Linked DNA regions of Homo sapiens: region 2 is linked to region 1. The links are chromatin loops, found by intact Hi-C in ENCODE. Cell type or tissue: PC-9. All regions are shown on one strand.

The links. Hi-C counts contacts between places; a loop is a spot of excess contacts. Peaks named below come from ENCODE experiments on the same cell type or tissue, not always from the same donor. Only the 100,000 strongest peaks of a DNase experiment are listed, where the experiment ranks them.
Region 2: a loop joins it to region 1, with 13 times the contacts of the local background. A loop is called at or near these places in 5 of 110 quality-filtered maps.

What each region holds. Positions count from the first base shown.
Region 1 is chr20:45,008,281-45,016,280 of GRCh38, forward strand. The region is part of intron 9 of STK4 (serine/threonine kinase 4); the gene reads left to right. Among named protein-coding and RNA genes, the nearest start is that of STK4, 46 kb to the left of the region's middle. In PC-9, CTCF peaks have their summits at 3,004 (motif pointing right) and 3,203; DNase peaks (open chromatin) are centred at 4,591, 4,861, 6,571, 6,961 and 1 weaker place; H3K27ac peaks cover 4,665 bases.
Region 2 is chr20:45,226,008-45,234,007 of GRCh38, forward strand. LOC105372630 (a long non-coding RNA gene) reads left to right here and starts at 4,830. Exons shown (of 3, transcript XR_936763.3): 1 at 4,830-5,019; 2 at 5,269-5,426. In PC-9, CTCF peaks have their summits at 3,735 (motif pointing left) and 3,937; a DNase peak (open chromatin) is centred at 3,734; H3K4me3 peaks cover 546 bases.

The DNA of each region.
Region 1 (8,000 bases):
CTGACCTCAAATGATCCACCCGCCATGGCCTCCCAAAGTGCTGGGATTACAGGCGTTAGCCACTGCGCCTGGCCTAATTGCATTCTTTTTTTATGGCTGCTTACACGGATGGTTGCGTAGTATTCCATGGCGTATATGTATCATATTTTCTTTATCCAGTCCACTATTGATGGGCACCTAGGTTGATTCCATATCTTCGCTATTGTGAATAGTGTGGTGGTCAACTCATCGTATGAATGCATGTGCATTTTTGGTAAAATGATTTATTTTCCTTTGGGTATATAGCCAGTAATGGGATTGGTGTTTTAAGTTCTTTGAGAAATTAGCAAACTGCTTTTTACAGTGGCTGAACTAACTTACATTCCTACCAACAGTATATAACCATTCCCTTTTCTCCATAGCCTCACCAGCATCTGTTGTTTTCTGACCTTTTTTTTAGTAATAGCCATTCTTACTGGTATGAGATATCTCATTGTGGTTTGGATTTGGATTTCTCTGATGATTAGTGATGCTGAACATTTTTTCATGTATTTGTTAGCCACTTGTATGTCTTCTTTTGAGAAGTGTCTGTTCATGTCCTTTGCCCATTTTTTAATGGAATTGTTTTTTGCTTGTTGATTTGTGTAAATTTTTTTTTTATAGATTCTGGATATTAGACCTTTGTTGAATGTATAGTTTGTGAATATTTTCTCCCTTTCTGTAGGTTGTTTACACTGTTGATAGTTTCTTTTGCTGTTGTGCAGAAGCTCTTTAGTTTAATTAGGTCCCACTTGTCAATTTTTGCTTTTGTTGCCATTCCTTTTGAGGACTTGGCCAAAAACTTTCTGCCAAGGCCAATGTTGTGAAGGGTATCGCCTAGGTTTTCTTTTTGGATTTTTATAGTTTGAGGTCTTACATTTAAATCTTTAATCCATCTTCACTTAATTTTTATATATGGTGAAAGATAAGGATCCACTTTCAATCTTCTTAATATGGCTAGTCAGTTATGCCAGTACCATTTATTAAATAGGGTGTCCTTTACCCATTGCTTGTTTTTGTTGGCCTTGTCGAAGATTAGCTGGTTGTAGGTGTGCAGGTTTATTTCTGAGTTTCCTATTCTGTTCCATTGGTCTATGTGTCTGTTGTTGTACCAGTACAAGAACAGCATTCTGGTTACTATAGTCTTATAGTTTGAAGTCAGGTAGTGCACTGCCTCTGGCTTTGTTCTTTTTGCTTAGGATTGCTTTGGCTATTTGGGCTCTTTTTGGTTCCATATAAATTTTAGAATAGTTTTTTCTAGTTCCGTGAAGAATGTCATTGGCAATTTTATAGGAATAGTATGGAATCTGTAAATTGCTTCGGAGAGTATATACATTTTAATTATATTGATTCTTCCTATCCGTGAGCATACAATGTTTTTCCATTTATTTGTGTTGTCTCTGATTTCTTTCAGCAGTGTTTTGTAGTTCTCCTAGAGATCCTTCACTTCCTTGGTTACCTGTATTCTTAGATATTTCATTTTCTTTGTGGCTGTTGTAAGTAGGATTGTGTTCTTGATTTCACTCTCAGCCTGGCCATTGTTTGTGTATAGAAATGCTACTGATTTTTGTACATTTTTTTATCCTGAAACTTTACTAAATGTGCTTATCAATTCTAGTAGCCTTTTGACAGAGTCTTTAGGATTTTCTAGGTATAGAATCATATTGTCAGTAAAGAGAGATAGTTTGACTTCTTCTTTTCCTATTTGAGTGCATTTTATTTCTTTCTTTTGCCTGGTTGTTCTGGCTAGGACTTCCCAATTATTTATTTGTTTATTTATTTTTTTCTGAAACGGAGTCTTGCTCTGTTGCCCAGGCTGGAGTGCAGTGGTGCGATCTCGGCTTATTGCGACCCCTGCCTCCTGGGTTCAAGCAATTCTCCTGTCTCAGCCTCCTGAGATTGGGATTACAGGTGCATGCCACCACACCTGGCTAATTTTTATGTTTTTAGTAGAGATGGGGTTTCACCATATTGGGCAGGCTGGTCTCCAACTCCTGACCTTGTGATCCGCCTGCCTCTGCCTCCCAAAGTGCTGGGATTACAGTCGTGAGCCACCGCGCCCGGCCTCCCAATTATTTATTATATGTAACTTATGTGTTATACTCAATAGGATAGATGTTATAACTGCTAATAATAATTATTAGTGATTAGGCACTTAATATATACCACACACTGTGATTTATCCTTTAAGCATTTCACATATTTTGATCATTACAACCATGCTGTGTGGTAAATTGAACCATTCCCTGTTTAATAGCAGTTGAAACCCAGTTGCAGAGATTAAGTAACATACTTGTGATTATATAATGAGTAATAGAGAAGCCAAGATTTGAACCCAGATATGTTTGATTTCAGTGGTTATGTTCTGAATCATTAGATTATACTACTTCTAGCAGAGCCCCTTTATCAAGTGTTGGGAGCTGGGACTAAGGCTTATGTTACAGATCATGTGTTGGTGAGTCTCAGCTTGTAGTAATGTACTTCTCCTTGCTGGTTATTTTGATAACCAGTTACTCTACATATGTCCTCAGTATTTCCAGAAAGAAAGGACAGATGGTTTTCAAAGGGAGCATGCCTCTGATAAGCTAATGATATTGTTACCTCTGAGGGAATTTGTTTTGGATGTATGTATCTGAATCTATAGGAAGGAGTCAGATTGCAGTTGGAGAGAAGGGATTAAGGTGGGATTTGATTGATTTTAAGTGGCCTCAAGCATACATGTGAGAACGAAAGAGGCAAACCATGGTCCACGTTACTTGGAAAACCTCTGTCTGGATAAAATATTAGATTGGGGATTTTGGAAGGCTTCTTCTATTTGTCTAGATATGTTCTTGTTTTTGTTGTTGTTTTTGTTTTTGAATAAGGGCTCTAGAATAGCCTTGTTTACCTCCCCAAACAGCAGGACACATTATTGAAGTGACATGAGAGGGTCTGTGTCAGTGTTAGGATCATTGTGCATTCTCTGGGCCAGCAGAGGGAGCTCTGTATTAAGTTAATGGGTTATAATCGTGTTCCCATTTGAGTTCACAAATCCCCTTTATATAAAAGTAGCCTTTATGCTAGAACAAGACCATTACTTATTCATTCTTAAGTGTATTTTAAGTAACCGCAGTGACACTAGGGCAATGTCTTTATTTTATTTAGTTGGGAGATTGGATACCTCATACTTGGCAAAGTTCAAATAAGAAGTCAGCCAAAACATCTCAAAATAGTCACTTTTTCTCTCCCTTCCCAGATTTCTCAGTGGACTTGACACAATTGGTGTTCTTTTTCTGTAGCATGGTACCATGCATATAGTTTTTAAACTGTAATCAGCTAAAATGGCCTTACTTGAATAACTGAATAAATTTTTTAAAAAACCTAATAATTCTTGTGTAGAACTGATTTGAAAGTTCTTGTGTAGAACATACATATATATATATATATATATATTTTTTTTTTTTTTTTTAAGTCAAGTTGTTGGGAGCCAGGACTAAGGCTTATGTTACAGTAAATAACAGTAAAAATATATATATTCCTGATATAGATCAGGAATTTGTTTTTGTTTACAATATGAGCTCTAGTAGTCTGTTTTATTTTTCCATCTGAAAGACTTGCTTCCTCCCTCTATCCAGGTCTTTGATCCTGTCACCTTCTCAGTCCTTCTTTGACTATTTGTCTGCAATAGATTTCCCATCCCCTTATTTTTCTTTTCATCACAGATTACTTCTTGAAATTTATATCACTCTTCTCCGATACAAATTTTTTTTTTTTTTTGAGATGGAGTCTTGCTCTGTCACCAGGCTAGAGTGCAGTGGCGCGATCTCAGCTCACTGCAACCTCTGCCTCCTGGGTTCAAGCAATTCCCCTGTCTCAACTTCCCAAGTAACTGGGACTACAGGCACGCACCACCACACCTGGCTAATGGTTTGTATTTTAGTAGAGATAGGGTTTCACTGTTTTGGCCAGGATGGTCTCGATCTCCTGACCTCGTGATCCGTCCACCTCAGCCTCCCAAAGTGCTGGGATTACAGGCGTGAGCCACTGCACCCGGCCTCTCCCATATAAATTTTAGGATCAGTATATCAAATTTTATAAAATACTACTGGAATTTTGACTTAATTGCATTGGATACACAGATTAATTAGGCAGAATTGCCATCTCTGTGTTAATTCTTTCTATGCATGAACATGGTTTATCTTTCAATCTGTTTGGTCTATCTTTTATATTCTTAGATAATTTTATAATTGTACCAACAAAGATGTTTTAGAGCTTTTTGTTAAATCTATTTTTAGATACTTATTTGTTGCTATTACAAATGGCATAGTTTAAAAAACTTTTGTTTCTAACATTTTTCTTCTATAGACAACTACTGTAGATATTTATGGACTGTTTTATTCATTGTAACAGGTTTTATGGAGATTGCCTTTTTAAAAAAATGGAGACAGTCTTATTGTCTATGAATTATGATTATAGTTTTTCCTTTTGATCTTTATATATAATCTTCTTCTTCTTCTTCTTCTTTTTTTTTTTTTTGAGGCACTGTCTCACTCTGGAATGCAGTGGCGCGATCCTAGCTCACTGCAGCCTTGAATTCCTGGGGCCAAGCAATCCTCCTGCCTCAGCCACCTGAGTAGCTGGGACCACAGGCATGTGCCACCACACCTGTGATTTTTTTTTTTTTTTTTTTTTTTTTTTTTTTATAGAGATGGGATCTCCCTGTGTTGCCCAGGCTGGTCTGGAACTCCTGGGTGCAGGTAATCCTCCTTCCTCAACCTCCCAAAGTACTGGGATTACAAGTGTGAACCACCAAGCCTGGCCAAGGTTTTTTTCTTATTAAGACCTCCAATACAGTGTTGCATAGTAGAGCTGGTAGTGGACATTCTTGTCTTGTTGCTCACTTTAAAGAAAATTCTTGGGATTTTTTACCATGGAGTCTGATTTTGCAGCAGAATTTGGTCGATACCCCTTAACAGGCTAAATAAGTTTTGGTTTATTTTTAGTTTAAGAGGTTTTATTTAAAAAAAATTCTTTAATTAATGTTGTTTTGTCTTTTTTTAATTTGAATAGTTAGCTTTTTAATTTTCTTGCTTACTAATACATTTAATCAACATTGTAACTTTTTCTCTTAGTTCTGTTTTAGCTGTATTCCATACATTTTCATATGTGGTATATTGTAAATATTTTTTTCCAGTGTGTAGTGCTTGTGCTATACACATTTATTTTTTAACCCATGAGTTATTCGGAAGTGTTTTTTAATAGCAAATGTATGATTTTTAAAAACTGCTTATTTAAAATTTTTAATTTATAGAATTGTGGTTGAAGAGTGTGGTCTGTTATATCAATTCTTTGTTATTTTTTGAGACATTGTGGCCTAACATGTTATTAATTTTCATTAAATGTGCTTTGTGTGTCTTAAAAATAATGTATTTTCTAATTGTTTGGTGCAGGAATCTGTAATTAGCAATCAGTTGCTAATTGTCTTTCATTTGTCTATCTTTACCAATTTTTGATACTTGATCTTTTAGCTTCTGGAGATTTGTTAAAATTGTTAAATTGTTAAAATTGTCACTGTGTGGTTGTGGGTTTTGTTAATTTTGGTATTACTCACATATGTCATCCAAAATAATATACTGGTGGCACTGAATACAATTGGTAGTACTGTGAAAATGATGGAATTTTTTGCATATTTTCTCTTTTATATTAAATTATATATTTTCTCTTTCTTTTATCTTAATATGCAGAAGAATAGTTTCACCATTATCCGTTTTCAAGCAACCATTTTTTTAAAGCAGAAGAATTTCTTCTGTTTTATTTGATCATTATGAAATAGGGTGTTAATATTTAGAGCTAAAATGAAAACGGTCCAGGATGTGGTGGCTCATGCCTGTAATCTCAGCACTTTGGGAGGCCGAGGTGGGTGGATCACTTGAGGTCAGGAGTTCGAGACCAGCCTGACCAGCATGGCGAAACCCCATCTCTACTAAAAATACAAAAAATCAGCTGGGTGTAGTGGGGCGTGCCTGTAATCCCAGCTACTAAGGAAGCTGGGGAAGGAGAATCTCTTGAAACCGGGAGGCGGAGATTGCAGTGGGCCAAGATCGTACCACTACACTCCAGCCTGGGTGACAGAGCAAGACTGTCTCAAAATAAAATAAAATAAAATAAAATGGAAAGGATTAATTTTATACTTGATGTAGAAAGAATCCAAGCTTTCACAACATTATTAAATATTTAAAAAGTATATATTTGAAAGCAAAAAAATATTTTTTTTTTAGTGGCAAAGATAACAAAAACATTTTGGAGCAACTGAAGTAGCTTGATTTGCACAGACTTGTAGTTTAGCAGTTAAATGCTTTTGCCCCTCATGAGGAAATGACAAGCCAAAGGATGGCCACTTGCAGTAACATGTACTCATCCACTAAAGATTTGACATGCGGCGGTTCTTCCTCTCAGGATTCATTGGCGATAATGTCATGGTTTTCTTGTCCTTACCACATTCCCAAGAGATGCATAGCCCTGGTCACCCCTCCTCATCTCCAGGCTTAATAGGTCAATGGGAGGCAGAACTTGGACTACTAATTGAAAGAATGTTTCCCCTGACCAAGCCTTCAAATTAGATTCAGTGAATTGAAGGGAGTGAGATGATGATTCCTCTTTAAAACTTGTACTTAGTGCATAAGATTCTAATTTTTCTCCCAGAGCAACAGCCACATTAATCTCTTTGAAACAGAATTTTAAAGCATAATGACATAATTAAGTTAGGGCAACTAAGAGACATGTTTTAGTTAAATTACTGAGATAGTATTTTGTGGTAAAAACATTATGTGTTTATAGTTCCTCAGAAAGTCCTAAGTTTCATGAAGGCACCTATTGTTGCTGTGAGTTTCCTCATGTTGAAATCAGGTGAAAGGCTAGGCTGTTGTCAAAATGATTTTACTTCAACACCGTCCATCAGATACTGATTTCAGAGCTGCATAAGATAGGAATTCTTGACTCAGAGCCTATTTTCTTTCCATCTGCAGTTTGAAAGGGGTTGTTAGAACATTGTCTCCCTTGTGTGTTATCTGTCTTATTCTCACTGACTCAGATTATGGCATTTGCAAGTACAGTAATTAGGACATAAAGTACTGCAAGTATTTTAACACTTCTTTTACCACGGTAGCCTTACTGTCCAATTTCTGATCCCTTCAGGATTTAAACATCTATCATCAGAGTATTGTGTTGGTGTATGCTTGCCACTCACAGTCAGCATCACATGAGAGTTTCAGACAGCATTAGTCCAGTTATGCACCCCAAAACTAAAGCTGAAAACATTTGATTTTGTTGGAACCCTATCTCTGAGTAAGGGCAAGAGAAGGACAAAGGAGTAGTGGAGTGAACATTGATTTTTAGCATCAGTCTTTGGCTTGAAACTTTGCTCAGGGTCTTACAGACTACGTCACCTTGGTCAGGTTCTTTCTTTTTTGATCCTCAGTTTCCTTGTCTGAAAAAATGGGGCACCAAAGTTCCTATTTTGTAGTTTTGTCAAGATGATATGAGATTGTATGTGTAAAATATTTAATGTGTAAATGCTCAAAAATGGTAGGTATTATAGTAAGTCTTTTAATGTATGAGAGTGTTTTTTTCATTGGACGTAAACATTTCTTCAACAGTGCTACTTTTCTTCTTCCTAATTCCTTTTCTCTTGATACTAACTTTTTACTAACTTTTAGTTTTTGCTCTTGGTATTGATGATGTTTTGTAGGTGCCACCCCAGGAATGCCTGAGTGCTGGCATGAACATGGTTGAGCTAAGGGAAGGTCACTTGTCAGTTTCAGTAACATTTTACCATTGTGCCGAGAAGAGAGAGGGAGGCTCTGTGTGGTTTGTGTCTGTGTGTGTCTGTGTTTTAAATTCCTTGGCAATAAGATGATACATGTTTTGAGAATCTATTAAATAGCCCAGAATACAAGGTGACGGATTTTTAAGAGGGCCAGACTTTAGATACACATGAGCCTTCT
Region 2 (8,000 bases), 220 kb after region 1:
TCTCTGATGCAGAGTTCCTTCACCTTAACGTGGGGATAATAATAACCATCTCATAGACGTGCTTAAAGATATTGAGTGAGATGATCTCAACCCCAGTGCTCAAAAAAAAAAAAGTGCCAGGACAACAAATTTGGAAGTAATAATAATAAAATAATTTTTTATTATGCCTTCTTTGAAAAGGAGGTAAAATACATATAAAGAAAAGCACAGATCTTATGTATTTGCTTGAATGAGATTTGACAAACACATACATATGATTGCACAACGCCTAGATGAACGTATGGAACATTCATCTTGCCTTATGCTCCTTTCAAATTCAGTCCCAGTTCTTCAGGGGCAAATAATATATTGACTTCTAGAAACTCATAACTCACCTGTTTTTAATCCTTACATAATGAATTTATGGAATAACATTACCTTTTGTGTATCGCTGTTATTCAGTGTTTTTGAGATTCATTCTGTTTTGTATGTATCAGCAGTTCATTCATTTTATTGCTGAATAGTATTCCATTGTTTGAGTCTCCACATTTGTTCTTCTATTTATCTGCTGATAAACATTTGGTGTTCCCAGTTTGGGTCACTGTGAATTAGGATATCACATAAGTTCTTGTACAAGGCACAGTAATATATATTTTTAAATATCTGTGGTAAATACCTAGAAGTAGAATTTTCTCCCAGGGTGTGGCTTGTTTTGTTTTGTTTTGTTTCTTAATGATGATGTATTTGGAAGAGCTAAAGTTTTAAAGTGTGATGAAATCAAACATATTCATTTTCCTTTTAATATGAATATTATTGTATCTAAGAACTTTTGCCTTCTCCAAGGCTGCAGAAATGTTCTGTCTGTGATGTCCTTCCCTAGAAGCTGCATAGGTTTAGCATCTATACTAAGGTTTATGGTCCAACTTGATTAACATTCGCATTCCACTCAAGGTGCAGATCCAGATTCCTTTTTCGCAGATGCTCGTTTTTATTAGTTATTAATAATGCTGCTATGGGCATTCATGTGCAAATATTTGCGTGAATACATTTTCAGTTCTCTTGGGTATAATTATGGAAGTGGAATTTTTGATTCTGGTGTGCTATAAGGTTCTAACTATATTATTTTGCATGTGGATATCCAGTTTTCCCAGTATGATTTGCTGAAAAGATGACTTTTTCTACTGAATAGTTTTTCTACCCTTGTTGAAGATAAGTGAATTGACAATGTAATGGTTGATTTTTGGACTCCCAATTCTATTCCTTTGATATATGTGTCTATGCTTATGCTAGTACCACACTGTCTTGACACTGTAGCTTTGCCGTAAGTGTTGAAATATGGAAGTATGAGTCTTCTACATTTGCACTCTTTTTCAAGATTGTGGTTGCTATTCTGGGTTCTATGCATTTACACATGAACTTTAGGATTAACATGTCAATTTCTACAAAAAGTCATCTGTAACTTTATAGGAATTCCATTTAGTTTTTAGATAAAATATGGAAAATTGCCTGCCTAAGAATATTGAGTCTTCAATCCACAAACATGGAATGGCTCTCTATTTTTATGTCTTCTTTAATTTCTTTCATCATGATTTGTTGTTTTCAACAAATGTACATGTCTTGCCATTATTTTCTTAAATAAATTCCTGTGTATTTCATTCTTTTCGATGCTATTGTAAATGGATTTTTTTCATGATGCAATTGAAAGGTATAGGTTGATATTTTGTCCTGCACCTTGATGAGTTGTTTATTAGCTCTAATAATATTTTGGAGTTATGTGGATTCTTAAAAGTTTTCTACATATGTCATCATGTCAGTATTTCATGTATGGGAAATCTAATGGTGAAAAACATGAAGTATTCATATATCTGGGAGTACCTTAATTTTTCCCTAACTTGTGAAGGATAGATTTGCCAAGATATAGAATTCTTGGTAGACCGATATTTCTTTCACCACTTTTAATATGTTCTCTCACTATCTTCTGGCTTGCATGGTTCTAATGATAAATCAGCTGTTAAGCTTATTTATTAGTCATTTTGAGTTATTTATCTCTTGCTGCTTTCAAGAATTTCTCGGCCAAGCGCGGTGGCTCATGCCTATAATCCCAGCACTTTGGGAGGCTGAGGTGGGCAGATCATGAGGTCAGGAGTTAGAGACCAGCCTGGCCAACATGGTGAAACCCCGTCTCTATTAAAGATACAAAAAATTAGCTGGGCGTGGTGGTGTGCACCTGTAATCCCAGCTACTCGAGAAGCTGGGACAGGAGAATCGCTTGAACCCAGGAGGCGGAGGTTGCAGTGAGCCAAGATTGTGCCATTGCACTCCAGCCTGAGCGACAGGATGAGACTGTTTCAAAGAAAAAAGAATTTATTTTTGTCTTTGTCATTGATATTTCCATTATAAATTGTCTAGGTGTGGATCTCTTACAGTTTTTTCTTAGTGTTCATTGAGATTTTTATACATGGAGATTTGTGTTTTAAAGCAAAATCAAATGTTTTTAGCCATTACATCTTCAAATATCTGTCTGCCTCTTTCTTTCTCTCTCCTTTCTTCTGGGATTTCCATTATGCACATGTTTTTCCATTAGATTGTATTACACAGGTCTCTTTCTTTATCGTTCCTCAGAGTGTATAATCTCAATTGACCTATAATTATAGTAGTTGTTCCTCTCTTCTGTCTATTCCTATCTGCTGGTAAGACCCTCTTGTGACTTTCTGTATCAGCGATTTTACTTTACAACCTCATCATTCATCATGAATTTTTTTTATGATGTGAAACTGATTTTTATACTTTCTGTTAATCTTTTTGCCCATGATTTCCTTTAGTTCTTTGAGTATAATAACTGATATCTTTGTCCACTAGGCCATTGTCTGGGATTCCTAAAGGATCATTTCTATTTATTGTTTCCCCTCTTTTCTGTGTATGGGCAGTATTTCATGTTTCTTTAAACATCTCATAATTTTTAAATAAAATTGTACTTTCTACGTAATATAATTTGGCAGCTTTGGAAATCAGAATCTATCTTTAGCATTTGTTTGTGTGGTTTTTATTGCTGAATACTTGCTTAGTAACATTCCTGGACTAATTTTGTAAAGTCTGTGTTATGCATCGTGTACAGCCACTAAATTCCCTGTTTCGTTTGCTTACTAGTCAGATAATGAATGGACACCAATGATCTTAAGTCCTGTAAGCCATAAGTTGGCCTTTTGACTTTATCAACTAGTGAAGTTTTGACACAGTCATGAAGACATTAAGACATGAATTAAATGAGAAAAATTTTTCACGAATTAAACTTAAAGCCTGTGGTGCACAAGGAACTAGATTTTTCATAAATCTAGAAATTATCTTGCTAATAGATCAATATCTGGCTCTTACTTTCTGTCTGTGTGTGTTTCAATGTTAATGTAGTAAAAGTAAACACTTCAAATGCACCCTTATCTGAACATGGCTGTGAGGAGTCGGTTTCAAATGTTCTGGATACACAGTGGGAAGAGGGAAATTGGTCAGTCCTGATGCAGTCCCTGGGAAAAACAATGCCCTCCTATTACCTAAAAATTCGACAGTATAAAGTAAGAATTAGGAAGAGCCAGGACAGTTCTGCAACACCCCGAAAAAAGGAAAATCCATGGGGGCTCTGAAAAATTACACCCCAGAAGTTGTTTCACGTGGTTGCTTCCTGGAAGTGAAAGAAAACAGCTGGTGCTTCCGGGTCAAGTTGAGGCACCTCTGATCTCCAGCCCCCGGAGCCACAGCACCACCTGCTGGTGGGGCCCCGCTAGAGCTGACATAGACAGGTCCAGCCTCCAGGTGCGCCCAATCCCTTTTCTTGCATTATGAAGCTAAGCAGCCTCTCTCAACTCACTGTGACCGTCCCCCTTTGCCTCCTCCACATGGCCCAGCCTGGAGCCCTGAAAAGTGGCGGGTAGGGCGTGGCGACGCGTACTGTGGCTGGAGTTGGGGAGCATTTCCTCTGAGGAGTCCATGCGACGACCTGGCCCTCATGCCTGGAAGTCACTTGGTGTCCCCGACTCACCCTGTGGCATTTTTCTCCAGCTGCACAGAAACCTGAATGTTGCCCAGAGTTTTCTGTTGCCTGCCCTTTCATCCTGTTACCCATGTGCTGGCAGGATAAAATTTGCAAAGGGGTTAAATGGTGTTGCTACTACGAACGTCGGCATTAGTGTATGGAGTCCTGCTGGACTTTGGATTGAGGTTAGGAGCCCCAGATCTGCTGCCCGTGAAACCTTCCTGCAGAAGCATTGTCTTAGAAGGAGTTGAGAACTTCATGTTCCCCTAGAAAATCGTTGTGATCAGAGGTTTTAAATTGGGTCGACCCATAGATCTGCCTCTGGACAATGAAGCAAGACCTCCTTGCTTAGATTATGCACCTTCCATTTCACACAACGGACTTCACCCTTCTCCTCTCTGTAAAGAGGATATTTCAGCAAGATTCATTAAGATCCTCAACAGTTACCGGGTTTTTATTATTTTTTATTCCTATTTTCTACAGCTTATAATAATGAAACACTTTCCTCTTCATATTTACATTGTGAGTGTTTATATAATTTCACACTTCCTTAGGATGGCTTGCCTAGAATCCCTGATCCCCGTCCTTGATTCCTGGATAGCACATGCCAGTGTTCTTTGGAGAATACATAAGAGGATCCAGACAATGGCGTCCTATTGCCTCAAAATCTGCTGGATGAAGTAAAAATGATGAAGAGTTCTGTAACACCCTGAAAGGAGGCAGTCCATGAGGGCTCTCAGAAGTTACATCCCAGTTGTTTCACGTTGTCTCTTCCTGGAGGTGAAAGGAAACAGATGGTGCTTCCGGGTTAAGCGGAGGCACCTCTGACCTCCAGCCCCGGGAGTCAAAACGCCATCTGTTGATGGGGCCCCGCCAAAGCTGACATAGACAGGTCCAGCCTCCAGGTGCCCCCACACCGTTTTCTTGCATTATGAAGCTGAGCGGCTTCTTTCTACTCTCTGTGAACATCCTCCTTTGCCTCTGAATGACCCAGCCTGGAGTCTTGAGGAGTGCAGGTAGGGCCTGGCGACCCTGGGTGTGGCTGGGGTTGGGAACGTTTCCTCTGAGGAGTCCATGGGGTGACCTGGCCTGGAAATCACACATTGGTGCCCACTCATCCTACGGCTTTTTTTTTTTTTTTTGGAGTCTCGTTCTGTCACCCAGGCTGGAGTGCAGTGACGAGATCTCGGCTCACTGCATCCTCCGCCTCCTGGATTTAAGCGATTCTCCTGCCTCAGCCTCCTGACCTATGGCGTTTTTTCCAGCTGCACGGAAACCGGGATATTGCCCAGAGTTTGATCTTGACTGCCCTTTCACTCTCTTACCTATGCGCTGGCGTGATAAGAGTTGCAGGGGGTCAAGAAGTGTTGCTACTACAACTGTCGGCATCAGTGTATGGAGCCCTGGTGGACTTTGGATTGAGGTGAGGAGCCCCAGATCTGCTGTTCTCCTTGCTGCCCCTAACTCCTTCCCTCAGAAGCATTTGTCTTAGAGAGAACTGAGAACTTCCCATGCGTTTAGCAACCGTTGTGAGCAGGGCTTTTAAATTGGGTCAGTCCACGCATTTGCCTCTCTAAAGTGAAGGAGGAGGCTCAACAGACCTCTTTGCTCAGATATGCACCTTCCACTTCACATAATGGGCATCACTCTTCTCCTCTCTATAACTCTCTATAATGTCGACATTTCAACAAGATTATCTCTAAGGTACTCAATAGTTACTGGATTTTATTATTTATTTTCAAATCCTTTTACTTACAGTTTACAATCATGAAACATTTTCCTCTTTACATTTACATCGTGAGGTAAGTTTATAATTTCACAATTCCTTAGGATGGCTTGCCTAGAGTCCCTGATCCCCAGTCCCTGACTCTTTGGCAGCACCTGCCAGTGTTCTTGTGAGGAGAATACCTAACAGGAATCACGCCTCAATGCCCCCGGGACACAAAACCATGTGCCCTGTACATTTTGCATCTTCCTATATCTCTGGTTTCCTGTTCTCTCCCAAGATGGAAAGCCCTTCTTAACCAGGACTGAGGAGACACAAGTGCTACAGGCTCAGTCTGGGATAACTGGTCTCCATGTTGTCCATGATCGCTCAGGCCCAGAACTTCCTTTTAGCAAGAGTTAAATGCTTCTTACTATGATAACAAGACGAAGAAATAAAGCGTTGTATATTTAAAACTCTTTGAAAATCTAAGTCTGCTGGATTGATCTCTTGCTCTCCCTCTCTACTCAGCCATGTTGCATAATCCCTTAGGAACTGTAAAATGGACAGAGTTACTGTTTCACATTTAGTTTCATCAATTCCTGCACTTGTGTTTTTCTGATATATTTGTCTCTTTCAATATCTCCTGACACTCAGATTCTCTGTTGGTCAGATTCCAGGTGCATTTTGGAGTTAAATTCTCTGGGTTTGCATCCTATGAATGGCATGCCGATTAATCCTGTAATGGAAGAGCAAGGCATTTTTGCTTCAGTTTTTCTGGTACTACTGCTGGTGGCCTTTCCAAGTGTTGAAGTAATATGATCTGCGATTGGATTTGGAACTTAGGGTCAGAAACTGAGCAAGATGTACTTTAGTTCTAGGTACTTTCATTCCTAAAAATTGAGCCACCCTAAATTAGGAGAACAAAATCCTTGTGGTTCAGCCTACATCCCTTGAGTCTTTGCTTGAGGGTTGGGCCCTAGGTCTACCTAATAATGAAGTGTAATTAGCCATGAATTTTCCAAATTTATAACTCTGTGCTTCATTCTTCCTTAACTCCCACAAATGTTGCAGAGGTCTGGGAAAGTAATTTTCCAAAATTTTATTTATCTCTGACAAGTATCTTAACAATTTTGAAAAACTACTTTTTCCCAAGCATGTTTTAAACTGACATCTAATAATTTTATCATCATTGCATAGTTTCAAGAGATAAAAATTTAGGTATATGATAAATGTTGTCATTTAAATCAAATGGGTATCTTACTCTATGAGGTTTCTAATAGAATCTAACTACAATGTTCATTTGTTAGTAACATCTATTAGGGAAGAAAAAAAACATGTCCTTTTTCCTCATCATCTCTCTATCTTTCACATCAGAGAGGAGCTACCCTCTCTGCAAGAGCTTCGAAGAGAGAAGCTACCCTTTCTGCGAGAGCTTCAAAGACCAGCAGACATCCGAACACCCTGCCTGCAGAGAGGAGCCACCCTCTCCAGGGCCCCCTCTCTGTTGAGAGCTGAATACTCAAGGGATGATCTGCCTACAGAGAGTAACAACCCACTACAGGTCTCCTCTGAGCTCTTCTAACACTAAATAAAGCTCTTCTTCATCGTCTTCACCCTTCACTTGTCTGTGTACCTTATTCTTTCTGGATGCAGAACAGGAACTCAGGCAAAGGTGCCACCAGCCACAGAGGTTTCTGGAAAGAAAATGAACACCCCAAAGATCATGTAACACTTCTACTAATTTGGGTTTGGCTTGTTCTTGCTTTTCTAGTTTTTTGAGATGCATTGTTAGGTTACTTATTTGATATCTTTCCAGTTTTTTTATGTAGGGGCTTATTGCTATTAACTTGCCTCTTAATACTATTTTTGCCATGCTCCATAAGTTTCGTTTTTTTGTATTTCTACTTTTGATTGTTTCAAGGAATTTTTAATTTTATTCTTAATTTCTTTTTTCATCCACTGGTCATTCAGGAGCATGTCGTTTAATTTCCATATATTTTGTATAGTTTTGAATGTTCCTGTTGTTATTGATGTCTAGTTTTATTTCCTTGTGGTCATATAAGATACTTGATATGATTTTGATTTTTTAAAATTTTTTGAGACTTCTTTTGTATTTTAGCACTTGGTCAATCCTGGAGAATGTTTCATGTGCAGATACAACAAAAGTGCATTCCATAGCTGCTGGGTAAAATGTTTTGCAAATGTCTGTTAAGTTCATTTGATCTATAGTACAGTTTAAACTTGATGCTTCTGGGTTAATTTTCCATCTTGATTATCTTTCCAATACTG